Linked DNA regions of Homo sapiens: region 1 is linked to region 2. The links are chromatin contacts, found by Hi-C or POLR2A ChIA-PET in ENCODE. All regions are on one chromosome and are shown on one strand. Each heading gives the region's core, a stretch centred on a gene start or an enhancer-like site at or near the end of the contact. The rest is flanking DNA. Distances are from core to core; before and after follow the strand shown.

What was found. A loop is a pair of places that touch in the nucleus more often than their neighbours do. ChIA-PET counts read pairs that join two places held with the same protein, here RNA polymerase II (POLR2A). Pooled maps may share reads with other maps.
Region 1: a map of naive thymus-derived CD4-positive, alpha-beta T cell shows a loop between it and region 2 (10-fold over the local background). The contact joins the promoter of FRA10AC1 here to the promoter of RPP30 in region 2. A Hi-C loop is called at or near these places in 2 of 168 maps with a recorded cell type or tissue (CD4-positive, alpha-beta memory T cell and naive thymus-derived CD4-positive, alpha-beta T cell) and 12 of 50 pooled maps. POLR2A ChIA-PET finds 5 or more read pairs at or near these places in 1 of 52 experiments (activated CD8-positive, alpha-beta memory T cell).

The regions. Positions count from the first base shown.
Region 1 is chr10:93,696,314-93,703,962 of GRCh38, reverse strand. FRA10AC1 (FRA10A associated CGG repeat 1) reads left to right here and starts at 1,371. Exons shown (of 14, transcript NM_145246.5): 1 at 1,371-1,588; 2 at 3,857-3,933; 3 at 5,567-5,662; 4 at 5,782-5,827. The coding sequence starts at 3,857. RefSeq lists an enhancer at 1,083-1,382.
Region 2 is chr10:90,870,092-90,877,047 of GRCh38, reverse strand. It overlaps RPP30 (ribonuclease P/MRP subunit p30), which reads right to left and starts at 5,074. Exons shown (of 11, transcript NM_006413.5): 1 at 4,980-5,074; 2 at 2,124-2,179; 3 at 1,434-1,490; 4 at 950-1,024. The coding sequence starts at 5,061. RefSeq lists enhancers at 4,764-4,823, 4,954-5,223, 4,942-5,236.

The sequences.
Region 1 (7,649 bases), core at 122-2,621, 2.8 Mb before region 2:
CCTTATGTGTAAAATGAGGCTAATAACACAGCAGCACAGGGTTGTTGGAAGAGTAAAATGAAGCAACAAACAAGAAGATGCTAGGGATGGTAGAAAAATGCTAATAAATGTCAAATATGGATAGAAAGGAAATTGGATATGAGGTATAGGTCTGTTTAGTTTTATTAACAATAAAATAATTATATATTTAATATATTTACCAAAAAAGAAACTGCTTGACAAAATAATTCCATATACTATAACGTCAAATTGTAAGGCTTCCTATTGCTTTCACTTTTTTTAGTAAAAGTTTTTATTGAAGTATAATCTGATTGCATTTTGGAATAAGTTAATTTACAATAATTTAATTTATCTTATAGCCTTTTAAGATCACATTCAGTGCAATGGATAAAGCAGAATGTATCTATAATTTATTGTCAGGGTTAGAGACTTGAACTGATAAGGATATCGTTATCTACTGTTTAGGGCAAAAGATGTAAAATGACTGTGCATTAAGTGCCAAGGTTTTCTCTAAAAAGGGCCCACTGTAAACGCCAGAAGCGTGCCAGTTCAATTCAACAAATATTTAATTAGCACTTGTGATTTCCAAGGCACCGTTTTGGGTACTGAGGAGGAAGCAAAAAATGAATAGCTGCTAATGCCAGCGAGAGACAAGACATGAACCAAACAACTAGAGTGGAAAGAGTGGGGCGTCGTGATGTAGAAAACGCAAAGCACAGGAAGAACCTAGTGGCGCTTAAAATAATCCAACTTTTCCTGCCTTTTTTCTTCTTCTTTTTAAGATTCTATTTTGGATCCCTTTTCGCATGTGCCAGGTCGCTTGTCGGCAGAGAATCCTCAACCCTGAGAAATCTCTCCTCCTATTCTTTCTTTCCTCACAAATTCGATGAGCTCTTCTGCCATCAGCACTGCTTTTGGAATGGTATCTATTGTGTGGGTGGCGAAACGATGGAGAGATATTTTTGTTCTAATTATGAGAACTGTTTTACTGGGGGAAGGAGGGAGAGGCTGATCTGAAGCGCTGATGAGCTGCTCTGAGAGGATCCTCCGAGGAGGCGTTACTAAGGTTACTAGAGAGAGGACGGCAGGTGATAGGCACGGTAAAACAAAATATATTTTCAAATGAGAGGCGTGGGCTAAGCAGCAAGCAGTGCCAGCGGTACTAGATGCCGGATTCCCTAGAGGGGAAAGGAAGGAGGCCCAGGGAAAAACTGGGAGCCGCGACTTGGCGAAAGCTGGAAGCCTCTTCGTCCCTTTCCGGGCCGTTTCTCCCGCTGCCCTTGTTTCCCGGAGCTGTTCTGGCTGTAGCACAAGGTCGGCGCACTCGGGGGACGGTGCCATTTAGATGTAACACGTGGCCGTGTCGGACCGGAAGTGGTGCCCAGTCGGGACCCGTAGGGAGAGGCGGGTTGCGGGCGGCGGCGGCGGCGGCGGCGGCGGTGGTGGTTGTGGCGAGGCTGTGCGGCAGGGCGCACGGGACCTGTGCTGCAGCGGCTCTCTCAGGCCGTGGGTCGTCGCTGCAGCTGCCGGGAAAGAAGGAAACGACGACTCCGGGGGCGAACTTGGCACACAGGGAGGAAGGGAAAGGGTGTGTGAGGAGGGCTGTGGGTATATTTGGCATCAGGGAGAAGGACCTCAAAACTTGTTTTTCATATAGTACTAGCTGATCGTCGGGTTTTTTTTTGTTTTGGTTTGGTTTTTTTTTTTTTGGATGACAGATTCTGGAGACACCTGGCATCTCCGTTTTTGAGTTTCTCCCCGCTCTTGTCAGTTGATTCGTAGGCCTGAAGTGAGTGAGAGCTTTTTAGTTCAACCAGTGAGTTAAGATAGGTATGGGTCGGATGGAGCGGCCAGCGAATAAAGAAATGGGAGAGTGGGAGCAAGAATAGGAAGTCGTGTCCTGGGGCGAGGGAAAAGATGATGATGATGATGTAACATTTACTGGGTTTCACTGTACAAGACACCGTTAAAACCCTTTAGATGAGGCAACTCTTTTAATCTCCATTCGTATGAGGTCAGCCATCTTACTAGCCTCTTTTTATAAATGAGGACACTGAGGCTTGGAGAGGTTAAGGAACAGGCCCAAAGAAAGACAAATGGAAAGTGCAGAGCCAAGCAGTGAAATCTAGTAGGCTGATCCTAGAATATATCTCTAAACACACTACAGCTGTCCCCCATCAAGATGTAAAGAACGTGAGGACATAGGACAAAGAGTGAGAGGACAATATGGCTTGAACAGATGTGGTAAGACAGCTGGAGTTGACCTAAAAAAGGGTGTAAAATCCAGGTGTGTAAGGCAATAACAGATGTAAGGGAGGGTAGAGTTGGAACTCGGGCTTTCAAACCTTCATCTCCAACCTTAACTAGCATCTTCCTATCTAGGATTTTAGTGGGGCAGAGAAGAGAGGTATATACCCACACACCTATGTTTGAAAATGGAATTACAGACTTTAAAGGTTATTTAAAGATTTAAACAACTTAAAGATTATTTCATGTAGCTATCTTATTTAATAGATGAAGTCCAGGGAGATGAAATGACTTATTCAAGGTAGCCAGGACTAGAAACATGTCGTTTACCCTAGATCCAATGCAATGAAGTTTAGAGAGTTCTTTCCTCTTTTTCCAGCTGCACTTGCTGTCGTTATATTAGTTTTAACAATTTGATATATCATTTAACCTGGACTGTTCCTTCCAGCCATGTAAATTAGTTATGTATGACATCAAATAGTCCATCCTTCCTTCTTAGTGTGTGTTCCAAATTCAGTGCAAAGCTGGAACTAGGAGCTTCTTCCAATACAATTGAGTGGCAACTGAGGTCTTCCAGCATTTCTAAGAATTTCAGTTCTAAAATGAAGTCCCAGCATTTTGGGATGCTGAGGTGGACGGATTGCTCAAGCCCAGGAGTTTGAGACCGGCGTGGGCAACATGGCGAAACCCCTTATCTACAAAAAAAAAATTTTTTTAAGTTTGCCAGGTGTGATTATGCACTCCTGTAGTCTCAGCTACTTGGAGAGGCTGAGGTGGGAGGATTGATTGAGCCCAGGAGGTTGAGGATGTGAGCCATCAAGGCGCCACAGCACTCCAGCCTGAGCAATAGAGCGAGACTCTCCAAAAATAACTGGATAAATAAAATGAAACAAGAGAAAGCTGACTAATCCAAAGGGCAAGGTGGTTTACCTTAAAGAAACTCAAAAGAAAATGGAAATCTCTACATATATTGAAAAAGATTACAGGAAAATTTTCATCAATTGATGATGTACTGTTCACAAATACTGTAATTCTCCTGGAATATAGTAAATCATATTCCAGAGAGGAAATTTGGAGTAATTGAAATTGTGGGCGCAGGAATCAAGTACAGCAGATTAGCCACTTACTGGATTTGTAAATAGATTTACTTAACTTTGATTACTTCATTCCTAAATGAAGATAACTTTCTAACTTGCAGAATTAGAAGTGTTGTTTGTAAAGTATTTAACACAATGTCTAGAACAAAGTTGGTGATAAACACACAGTGATTATTACTACTCTGAATCAAAAGTGAAGGATTGCTAAACCTTGTAAGCAGTCACTGCAGCTTTTAGGCCTGGTTTTTCAGTGAAAAGATCAAAGAGTAGCCTTCTTTGTTCACCTAATGATAATTAAGGGTGAAAAATGTTGATGCATTTCCTGAAAGGTATGTCTCTTATTTAAAAGCGAATGAAAGTTTTAGATGGCTAGATGGCCTGTGAATAGGAATCTGCCCACAATGATCCTTTAAAACTATTGTGGCTGTTTAAGATAACTTATTTTTGAATTATTGTTTCCTGGACAATTGGCAACATAGATTCTAAATAGCTGACTTTGTACTCCTTTACAGATGCATGGTCATGGAGGCTATGATTCTGATTTTAGTGATGATGAACGCTGTGGAGAATCCAGCAAAAGGAAAAAAAGGTAAGTAATTTTTTTTTATTGATCTATTTTTCACATCCTTTCTAGATTAATATGAAGTATAAATAAACAAGAGTGAAATTTTTGAATTCTGTTTACATGTGAAGACAATTGCTCTAGTGAATGAATTTTTGTTCATTAAGCTAATACATTGATTAAAAATTGGAGAACAATTGTGGGAAAAATAAAAATTAATTCTGCAAAGGGGTTTATTGAAAGGGAAAGAAGAGTTTCAGATTTCTGGAATCTTTTCAGAAATCAGTGAAACCTTTTCATTACATATATTTTTCATTCAACTGTCAAGGACTGTTTATTTGTAAATGTTGTAGCTCAGAAGGGGCTTGAATGGTGGTCTCTTGCCATTACTTGCCTTCAAAGTGAAGTTAATATGGAGGATGAAAGTATAATGCAGCACAGTTCTTACGCATACGTGAATGAGCAGACTAAGGTCACGGGAAGAAACTCAAGGAAGGTTTTTTTGAATTGCAAGAGACAAAAACTCTTAGCACATAAAGCCTGTGCGTTATAAGCAGGATACGTCTTGGTGGAGCTGCTGTGCGTAGGAGCATTGTTCTTAGCTTTCAGTGCATAGAAACTCAGTTTTATACTTTGACTCAGGAGTGGTTGACTGATGTATACTAACCAAACTTACACGGCTGTTGACTGATTTTTTTAAGCAAATGTATAGAAATTGGCTTATTATTTCACACTGAGAGCAATATATTAGGCATACTAACAGGTTCTGAACATTTTTATAGGATACTCAGTCTCTGCAATAAAGGATAGTACTAATTATAATAAATTACATTTTTGATGCTTTACATTTTCTAGATTTTTCATTCAAAAATACTACTTTGTAAGAATAGAATTTGAGCAAATCTAGTTGGATACTCTGCTCCAGGATTATATTCATCACTATAACTAGGGCTGACAGTCTATGGCAGGGTGTCCAGTCTTTTGGCTTTCCTGGGCCACATCGGAAGAAGAATTGTCTTGGGCCACGTACTACAGTGGAGCACACACAATTGTGAATCTGTTGGTTCACATTGTTGGCCTGAAGCAGTGCTGGGCCTGCGTAAAATACACTAATGATAGCCAATGAGGTTTAAAAAAATGTGAAAAAGTGTCTTAATGTTTTAAGAAAGTTTACAAATTTGTGTTGGGCCACATTCAAAGCCATCCTGGGCCACATGAGGCCCATGGGTTGGGCGAGCTGGATCTGTGGTTTGTGTTCTCTATAATCAGCCTTGCTTTTTGTGTATCATTAATTACCAAAAACTTCCTTATCACTATGTTACAGATAGAGAAATGAAGAAACAAAGAGATAAATAATTGAATCTTATTAAGATTAAGGTAGTAATTGACAGAATTAGGATTTGAATCAGGAAGCTAGGTGATATGACACTAGAGTCCATGCTTTTGTTAGTTTCATCTTCCCCGTGTTATAGGTATTAAAATAATGTTAAGGTATTAATTAAGCTATTTAAGGAAATGTAAAATATCTCATTAAAGATCAGTGAGTCTTCTTAAAGTTAAGACTTACATTCTTTAAAGTATATTCCAGTTATGAAAATATAAAGAATTAGAAAATAACCTTTGAAAAAAGTGAACTCTTATTTTCTTCTTAATATATCAGGACAGTTGAAGATGACTTACTGCTCCAAAAACCATTTCAGAAAGAAAAACATGGAAAGGTGGCCCATAAACAAGTTGCAGCAGAATTGCTGGATAGGTATGGTATTTCAGTGTCAATTCTATTTCTTGGTTTAAGTTGCTTCGGATTAGGGGATTTGATTATGTTAATTTGAATATAAACATTTTGAATTTTCTTAAAAAAATTTGTTTTAACAGGGAAGAAGCAAGAAATAGAAGGTTTCATCTCATAGCTATGGATGCTGTATCCTTTTTTTATTTCCAGATTTTTATAACTAGTAGAATATTTTAAAATCTGCTTTTTTGTTTTATAAAATCTTGTGAAGTCAAATAGGCTTTTTTATTTTTAAAGATAAGTATTTAGTGATGTAGGATTTTGCCATTTATACTTTTGGGTACAATTCTCTTTTACTAATATATAGGAAAGATTTAGAGACAAAAATAATAAAACATATTACTAGTACTCTATAAATAGGTTTATAAAGTACATGAATCTGCAAATATATTTTCCAAATTGTTTTTTCAAGCTTTCAACATTTCCTTTTCCTATACTTATCTTTAGTCTCATTTTAATTTATTCTCTTCCTACCTGGTTCTTTGCTATTTAAGGTCTCTATAAAACTTGTATTTAAAATTAGGTCTATCCAGTCTGTCCCTGGATCTAAGGAAAAAATAAAAATAAAATGAGGCCTGCCTGTGGACTGTCCTCAGGCCTGCCATGGCTTTAATTTTTAGGCATGACTTAAAGCTATCTTTAAGATAAACCCTGCTTCCTGGTTATAGCCATTTGTCAACTCAGTTTTTTAATAAGACTGGCTGATGACACTAACTGCTACGCTGGCCATCCATACTGCTGTTGAGAATATTGGAGAATTTAAGAGATACCAAGCAAAAACTGAAGTATTTTTGGGTATTTATTGCTGTGATCAGAATTGGGAGAAGGAGACAGTGTCAATTTGATACGCCCCCTACCTGTAATCATCTGTTTCACTGTGCTATTCCAATATTTTTCTTTTAAGTTATAGAAGTACCATTGTGTCACTAATTGATTTATTCTTCTTATCTCCTAACCCAATAGCTAGCTTTTCCATGGATCTCATCTGCCATTTGTTCCTTTAGCATTTAAACATTTGCTCTGCCTTCTCTGACACCTACTGCATTGGGGGCACCTAGTTATAGCCTGGTGAGAGTGAAAGTATGGGTACTCTTTTTTCTGGCATAGGAGGAGTTGGAGCCACAGTTTTTTTTGTTTGTTTGTTTTTTGTTTTGTGTGTGAGGATTTATTTTATTTTATTTTTCTTTATTTTATTTTATTACTTTAAATTCTGGGATACATGTGCAGAACGTGCAGGATTGTTACATAGGGTATACATGTACCATGGTGGTTTGCTGCACCTATCAACCCATCACCCTCACCCTTCCCCGCCCACCGGCTCCAGTGTGTGATGTTCCCCTCCCTGTGTCCATGTGTTCTCATTGTTCAGCTCCCATTTATGGGTGACAACATGTGGTGTTTGGTTTTCTGTTCCTGTGTTAGTTTGCTGAGGATGGTGGCTTCCAGCTTCATCCATGTCCCTGCAAAGGACATGATCTCATTCCTTTTTGTGGTTGCATAGTATTCCATGGTGTATATGTACCACATTTTCTTTATCTGGTCTATCATTGATGGACATTTGGATTGGTTCCATGTCTTTGCTATTGTGAATAGTGCTGCAATAAACATACATGTGCATGTATCTTTATAATAGAATGATTTATATTCCTTTTGGTATATACCCAGTAATGGGATTGCTGGATCAGATGTTATTTCTGGTTCTAGGTCCTTGAGGAATTGCCACATTGTCTTCAATAATGGTTGAACCATTTTACATTCCCACCAACAGTGTAAAAGTGTTCGTATTTCTCCACAGCCTTGCTAGCATCTGTTGTTTCCTGACTTTTTAATAATTGCGATTCTGACTGGGAACCACAGTTTTCTCTGGGTTGTTTGACAAGAGTAGAGTAGTTATTGTCTCAAAGTTGTCTTGCTAGGCTGACTCTTGGTCATTTGGTTAGAGAGAACAGCT
Region 2 (6,956 bases), core at 3,825-6,324:
GAGCCACTGTGCACATCTTTTTTGACGGGCTCTTTTGAAACTCTCACAGTAACTCATCAGGATGCCCCCAAACCTGCTGGTTTGTATGGTCCGTCTCAGGAAATGGTACACCATTACCTACCTGGCTGCTCAGGCCACCTAGGGAGTAATCATCCTACACCCAATTAACCAATAAATCCCATCAATTCTCCCTCCTGGATGCCTCTTAAGTACCCTCCTTAACTCCCTCTAATCCATTCTCTGTAATTCAAACCTCATTTCACTCCCTTAGTTAAAACCTTCAAGGGCTTCCAACTGCTCTTGGAATCCTCACCCAAATTTATATCTTTAACCTTATGCCATGTAACCGGCTCACTAGGCTTAGCCCTATTGTTTTGTTTCACTTCCCAGAAAATACCACGTTTTCCTTAGCTTCAGGACCTATGCATAATCCATCCTATCTGGGAACATTAGCTCCCTGCTTGTCACCTATTTAACATTTACTGACTCTTCTGTCTCCCAGCTTGAATATCAACTTACTCAGGTTACATACTCCCAGAGCATCCTTTATTTACCACTTCCCTACCTTGGAACATTCCTTACATTTGTAATTATTATTTGTTCAGTGCTTGCCTTGCCAATTAAACTTTAAGCTTTATAAGTTCAAGGATTGTGCTATTATTCATGGCAATACCCCCCAGCACCCACCTTAAGTCTGGTGCACGTGAGTTCAATGAGTAACAGTTGCCAAGGGATTCTTTAATTGTGGTATCACTACACATGTGCCATGAGTAAGTGGAACAGACATATTACACTGTGTGAATTCTGAGGACAAGGAGAGCAAGCAGGTGTCATGGTTTGGCGGGGGCGAGGGAAAATGTAAAATGGGGAAGACAAAATGCAACATTGTTCAACATTAATCAATACAACTCACAAAGCCAAAAGGAGAGAAGAAAAATAATTAACTTACCAAAACATTGCAGTGAGATGGATCCGAGACAATAATTGTTAATCTAGTTAAAATTTTAATTGGTCTTGATTTTCCCTATTTAAAAAAGACATGATGTCAAAAAAGCACAAAAGACAATAATTGATTTTCCTTTTTACCAGTGGAAAGTATTCATTAAAAGGTACTGGCTATAAGGGATAGTGAAGATCAATAAAACCCAGTCCTTGTTCTCTAGGAATTTACAATACAGCCACAGAAAGAGATGTATATATCTTAAACTACATAACGAGATAATTTAAAAATTGTAGGACTTCAGGAAAGAAGATCATCAAAGCAATGCTGAATTGATAGTAAAAGAATGTTTCCTGAAGAGCTGAGCCTTGAGGAAAACGTTAAGACTGGTACTCAGAGTAAGGTGCAGCTCAAGCTAGAGAATAGCACAATAATTAGGTACCTTTTAACTGAATAAATAGATATTATGCTTCGTAAACAACAAAACACCTACCTGTACAATTGGCAAAGTTGTGAAGAGTTCAGAAACAGCTACTGGTTTTTCAATTTCCTACAACAAACGATAAATAGTTACTGCAGATTGTATCCATTAATAGCACAAGGCATAATGGAAAAATTACGAGGTGTTCTCAGAAAAAATATGCATTTTTTTTAAAAAGAAAGCAAGGTGATTTCTGGTATTCAAAAAAACTTTTAAAAATTATTTTTAAAAAGAAAGCTAAATAGAGAAGCAACTGTAAACATCAGTGAATAGGAAGAATGAAAACTAATTTTTAGACTGAAATAATCTACAGGATACAGTTGTTGGCCTAAAGAGAAATATACATACTTATTAGTAATGTTTAAGAGAGAAAGTAGTTAATAAGCCCATGACAATAGAATAAAAAGGACTAAATATTTTGATTACAGTCCAGCCAATAACAATGCACTTTTTGAACAGTGAAAAGTAACTTAATTTCAAATCACCTTTAAGAATCCTGAACACTATGTCATATTACCTCACAAAAATCATCATTGTATAAATATGCATCAGCTCGACTGTTTCTATATAAAATAGAAAAGTAGTAGTGCACAAAGGGGTGCATTTAAGAAATATTCTAATCTGTAGCTTCCAAATTACCAATACAAACAGAATTACAAATACTTATTTATGAACTTATTAACTTTAGAAATATTATTTTACCTGTTTCTTTTCCTTAAAGTCAACGATATGATTGATAGCAACAACTGAATAGCCAACTGAAAAAGAAAAATTGAACACTTTTGTTAAATATAACAACCTCTCCTTCCTGTAACACAGGTCCATCCTGAGTCTAGATGTCAAGAGTAGGAGGACATTTGAGGAGTGGTTATGAATGTGAACTCTAGTGTCAGTCTGCCTGATTTAAAGTCTATGCACTACCACTTACAAGTTACTTAACATGAAGTTTCAGGTTCCTCATCTGTCAAATGGTGAAAATAACAACACTTTCTTCATACACTGTCATGAAATTTAAATGAAATAATACACATGAGGTGTTTGAGAACAGTGCCTGGCACACAGGTCTTTGTTTAACCATTATGAATTATTATTAAAATGATACTAAAGACTCTTAACTTTGTGCTTCTCCTTTTCAAATGTCATTCTCTTTCATGACCCTATATTCATTTTTATCCCATCAAGTTCCTACTTTATCACTGTCACTTTTATTCCCGTTCATTTCTTTTGCTTTTTATCCTTCTACTTCCTTCAGAGACTCCTTTCCTAAGGAGAAATGGAGTGATAACTCCCTCACACCACTGCCCGCTTCCCATTTTAAGCTGCACACCATCGACAGACTGGGAGCTCCTTGAGGTCAAGGGCTTGCTTTATTATCCTCATCAGTTAGCACTGTTCTGGACATTTGGGCTACCAAAAAAAAATCTAAATCATGACTCCCATCTTTAATTTTTAAAAATACCAATGGGGATGAAAGGATATTAACATTAAAATACATATCAATGCCAAACTCTCAACAGTTTGTCCAACTTCCTTCTTCCCTTCCTCCCTCAAATATTTACTGAGCATCCATTACTTGACAAGCCCTAAACTGGTGTTGAGCATACAGGATAAATAATATAATCCTTCTCCACAAGAAATTTACAGCCTAGTCTGTTGGAGAACGAAGGCAAATAAGGCAATTAAGCAAGTCATTGTATATAAATACATGTTTTTTATAAGTAAGGATTCTATGGAAGTACATAGCACAGTGAAACCTGGTGTAGGGGTCACAAAAGGCTCCCTGAAGAAAGTTACCCTTAAAAACAAAAAAAAAATCACAAGTATGCCTGTACCTTGGGCTTCACCTTGCACCCAGTTAGTCAAATCAACCAGCCACACCTCCTCCCTATTCTTCTTTACCACACTCCCAAATCTGCTCTAAACTTCCTTGTTATACCCATTTAGGATATCCTTTTGGCTACTAAACAATGTCCCTACCGTTCTACAGAAATGTCAACTAGGATCTGTTTCTCCACAAAACTTTTTCCTAGACTACTCCTCATCTGGCAGCTTAGGAGTACTTACTTCCCCAATCAGGCTTTAGGGTATTTTAATTTACACAGTATATTTCTGAAGCTTATTATTGGTTTCTTGTATCACATCAGAAACTGAGAACCAGGGCTCTGTCTTTCCTATTCTTTGCAAATGTCCACTATTTAGTTCCAGACTCATCAAATAGCAGAGCAGTCCTTTGTCTTTGACTTGTAAGTTGAGGCAACTTTATATGCCATGAATTCCATTTAATTTACAAACAAATAACCACTAACAATGTACATATATTACCACACCTCTTCCAAGTGTATTTTAAACTGGGGGAAATTCTCTAAAGAAATCATTATTAACTTTTCTTTTTTGTATTAATTTTTTTAATGTGTTCAGTTTATTCCACAAGCATTAACTGAGTAACTGCCATGTACTGGTGCCTGCAGAGTGAACGTGTTAAGCACAGTAAATAAAAGGATAAGACATGGCAATTCTCTTAGGAAGCTCATGATTTATTCAAAAATGGGATGGCGTCAGGAAAAGCCTCATTGAGGAGGTAATAATTGCGACAAACTACACCTAGGAAAACTTATTTTACAGGATCAAAGAACATTAGCGCCAAATGGCCCAGATCATCATGTCTACTTTCGTCTTCGTGCTGATGAGCAAAGTACCACAGAGATAACGTTCATTTAGTGGCAGCAGTGGAAAGGGACAGTCATTTCGCCACGGATACTTCATAAAGAGAACAATAAAAAAGTGGTGTGATTCACTTTGCCAAGAAGTGGTTGTCATTTCTAGCACCACCTCTGAACAGTATCAGTAATCAGAACTCACAATGAGCTGAAAACTGTCTCTGAGGAGCAGATGTTACTACACGAACCTCTTGATTCTTTTTAATCTCTCTATTCCAACACTTTACAGTCTACGGAATACAGAACCCATGACTAACTCCAATAGTTAAAACAGGTTCTCGTCTCTCAAGGCTTTCGCTTCCCTTCGATTTGGGCCATGCTATCCTCCTCCTCCACCTCCACTCCGCTGTGTATGTCCTCTGCCCCCACCTACCCTCTCTCTGTCTAGATAGTATTGTTCCAACACTCCCACGTCCTCCTCCTTCTCCGAGCCTCCACGGCGCTTCCTGTCCGTGCCCCAAATTCCAGTATTTGTTTAGACACTGTCGTGAGAATCAGGAAGGGCTGATAGTAACTTAGAAGCTTAGAAGATTGTACCCTTGGAGTCCAGCTCCGGCTTCTGTCACCTATCAGCTGTAGGCCCCTATGCAAATCCCTCGCCCTCGTTAGGCCTCAGTTCCCTCATTGCAGGAAAGTAGCTGAACCAGATAACAACCCCCAGAACCTTCGAGTTTCCCGCGCTAGGAATCAGACCAACACCTCGGCGGGCATCAGCCTCCAGGGACATCCCAGAGACTCTGGGAGACCTGACCGAGACCCATCAGGAAATAGTTACTCCGGAGTGTGGCCCGATGGTCTGGGTGGCATGAGGTTGGCCAGGCGCGAAGCCGGGGCAACTCACGGTGAGCGGCTGTCTCCACAAGTCCGCGCAGAGCCTTCAGGTCAGAACCCGCTCGCAGGTCCAAATCTGCAAACACCGCCATGCTGAAGTCCCATGACCGTCCGCGCGCGCCAGTCTGCGCAGCCGCTGAGCCCGCCCCTCAGGCATGCTGGGAGCTGTAGTTAACCTGCGCAGTCCGTCTCTACCTCCAGTTGACTAGGGATTCGGAGAAACTTACTTGCTTTGCTTTCATCTACCACCAGAATTTGTGTGTTGAAATCAACAGCTTCATTTCAATCTCTCTTTGTCTTCTTCTGAACGACAATGTTTGGTTCCCCCTGGAGGGGTTCCAATTCCCAACTATTCAATACTCCTATAAAATAGTGTAGAAATGAATTCATTCAAAATGCACGCACACGGTATCTACTTAGTGCTGCTCATGAATCAGAGAATTCTGCTAATGGGTGAAAACGCTATTTAAAGAGTCTTAAAGAACACGTTTTCCTTTCCTTTCCCTAAAGTCCATTCCGTTGTTTACAATGGACTTACCGGGAAGAAGGCGTTTGTGTGTGACGGACTCTAGGACTTCAAAAGAGAACTACCCCAAGACGAGGGTCTTTTTACCCAATCAGAACTGTTGATGTCAAAGCCCGCTATTCTCTGTGGCAGTCAACATCTTCAACCACAAGATGGCGGGACTCGCTCTAGGACGAGCGGTTAGAGCCAACATTGATTTAGCCAAAGACATGTTTGAAAAGGGAGGTGCAAAATTGAGATGTTTTACACTTTTCCAGCTGAGAAATGTACAAGGTGACGCATATCCCACATATCTGATGTTTCCACTTTTTTCCGACTTAGTGTAAATGATCTATTGAGGATAATAATCAATTATACTACAAAAGTGTGACTATAGTTTACATCAGTGCTCTCAAACTACCTGTGATGAAGGATCAGTTTCTCCCTCCTTTTCCTCTACCCCCAAACTCTTCGCGAACCAGGATGTGGTCCTTTATGCATTACCAGTAAGCAGCCTGGCCTCATGGGAATCACAAATTTGACAACACTCGAACTGCCCTATACCTGGCTGAATAGAATCTGCTGATCAGGAGCTTGGATTATCAGGACAATGCCAAAGTACTGTAAACTTTCTAAACATCTTCACTTTTTGTTTGTTTGTTTGTTTTATTAACGTGCGCACAGCAACAACAATCACAGAATTAGAGGCTCGGTCATTTGACCTAGGGAGTATCCTAGTTGGTGGCCTGCTGAGTTTTCGTTTCGTTTTGTTTTGTTTTTAGAGAGAGTATCTCGTTATTGACCAGGATGGACTCTAACGCAAGCAATCCTCTCTCCTAGCTGTGATTACAGGAGCCCACCCACATGCTTCACCCATCAATTTCTCTTATTTACTGATCACAAACAGTTCACAGATAGTCTCTCGTCTATGGACCACACCTTAACTAGTACTCCTTTATGCGATTTTCTTGTCGGTCTCAGAAGGGAGGAAGGATCTGTTCCATGCAGTAGCATGCAATTCTCTTCTTGGTTAACTTTTGTAAAGAAGAGATATTTTGCCTTTTCCAGTACTTGATATTTCCTAAGTGGGAGTAGAAGAGAATATTACTTCTGCAAATAGAATAAGGTCATATGAAGCAAACGCTTTGTTTTTCATGAGAATATCTAGTGTTAATTTTGCAGGGTCACACAGGCATCATCACCTATGACCATAACAATCTAGATTGGTCAGAAATATGACCAATGTGTGGTGAAGGTGAATAAGGTGATAGTTCAATTATTTTTTCATTTTTAGTTGACACATTGTAATTATACATATTTATAGGGTACAATTTCATGTTCTGATACATGTATATGTTGTATAATGAACAAATCAAGGTAATTAGCATATTCATCACCTCATGCATTTTTGGTGATAACATTAAAAAAAACTCTTCTAGCTGTTTCGTGATATATAAACAATACCTTACTGTTAACCATAGT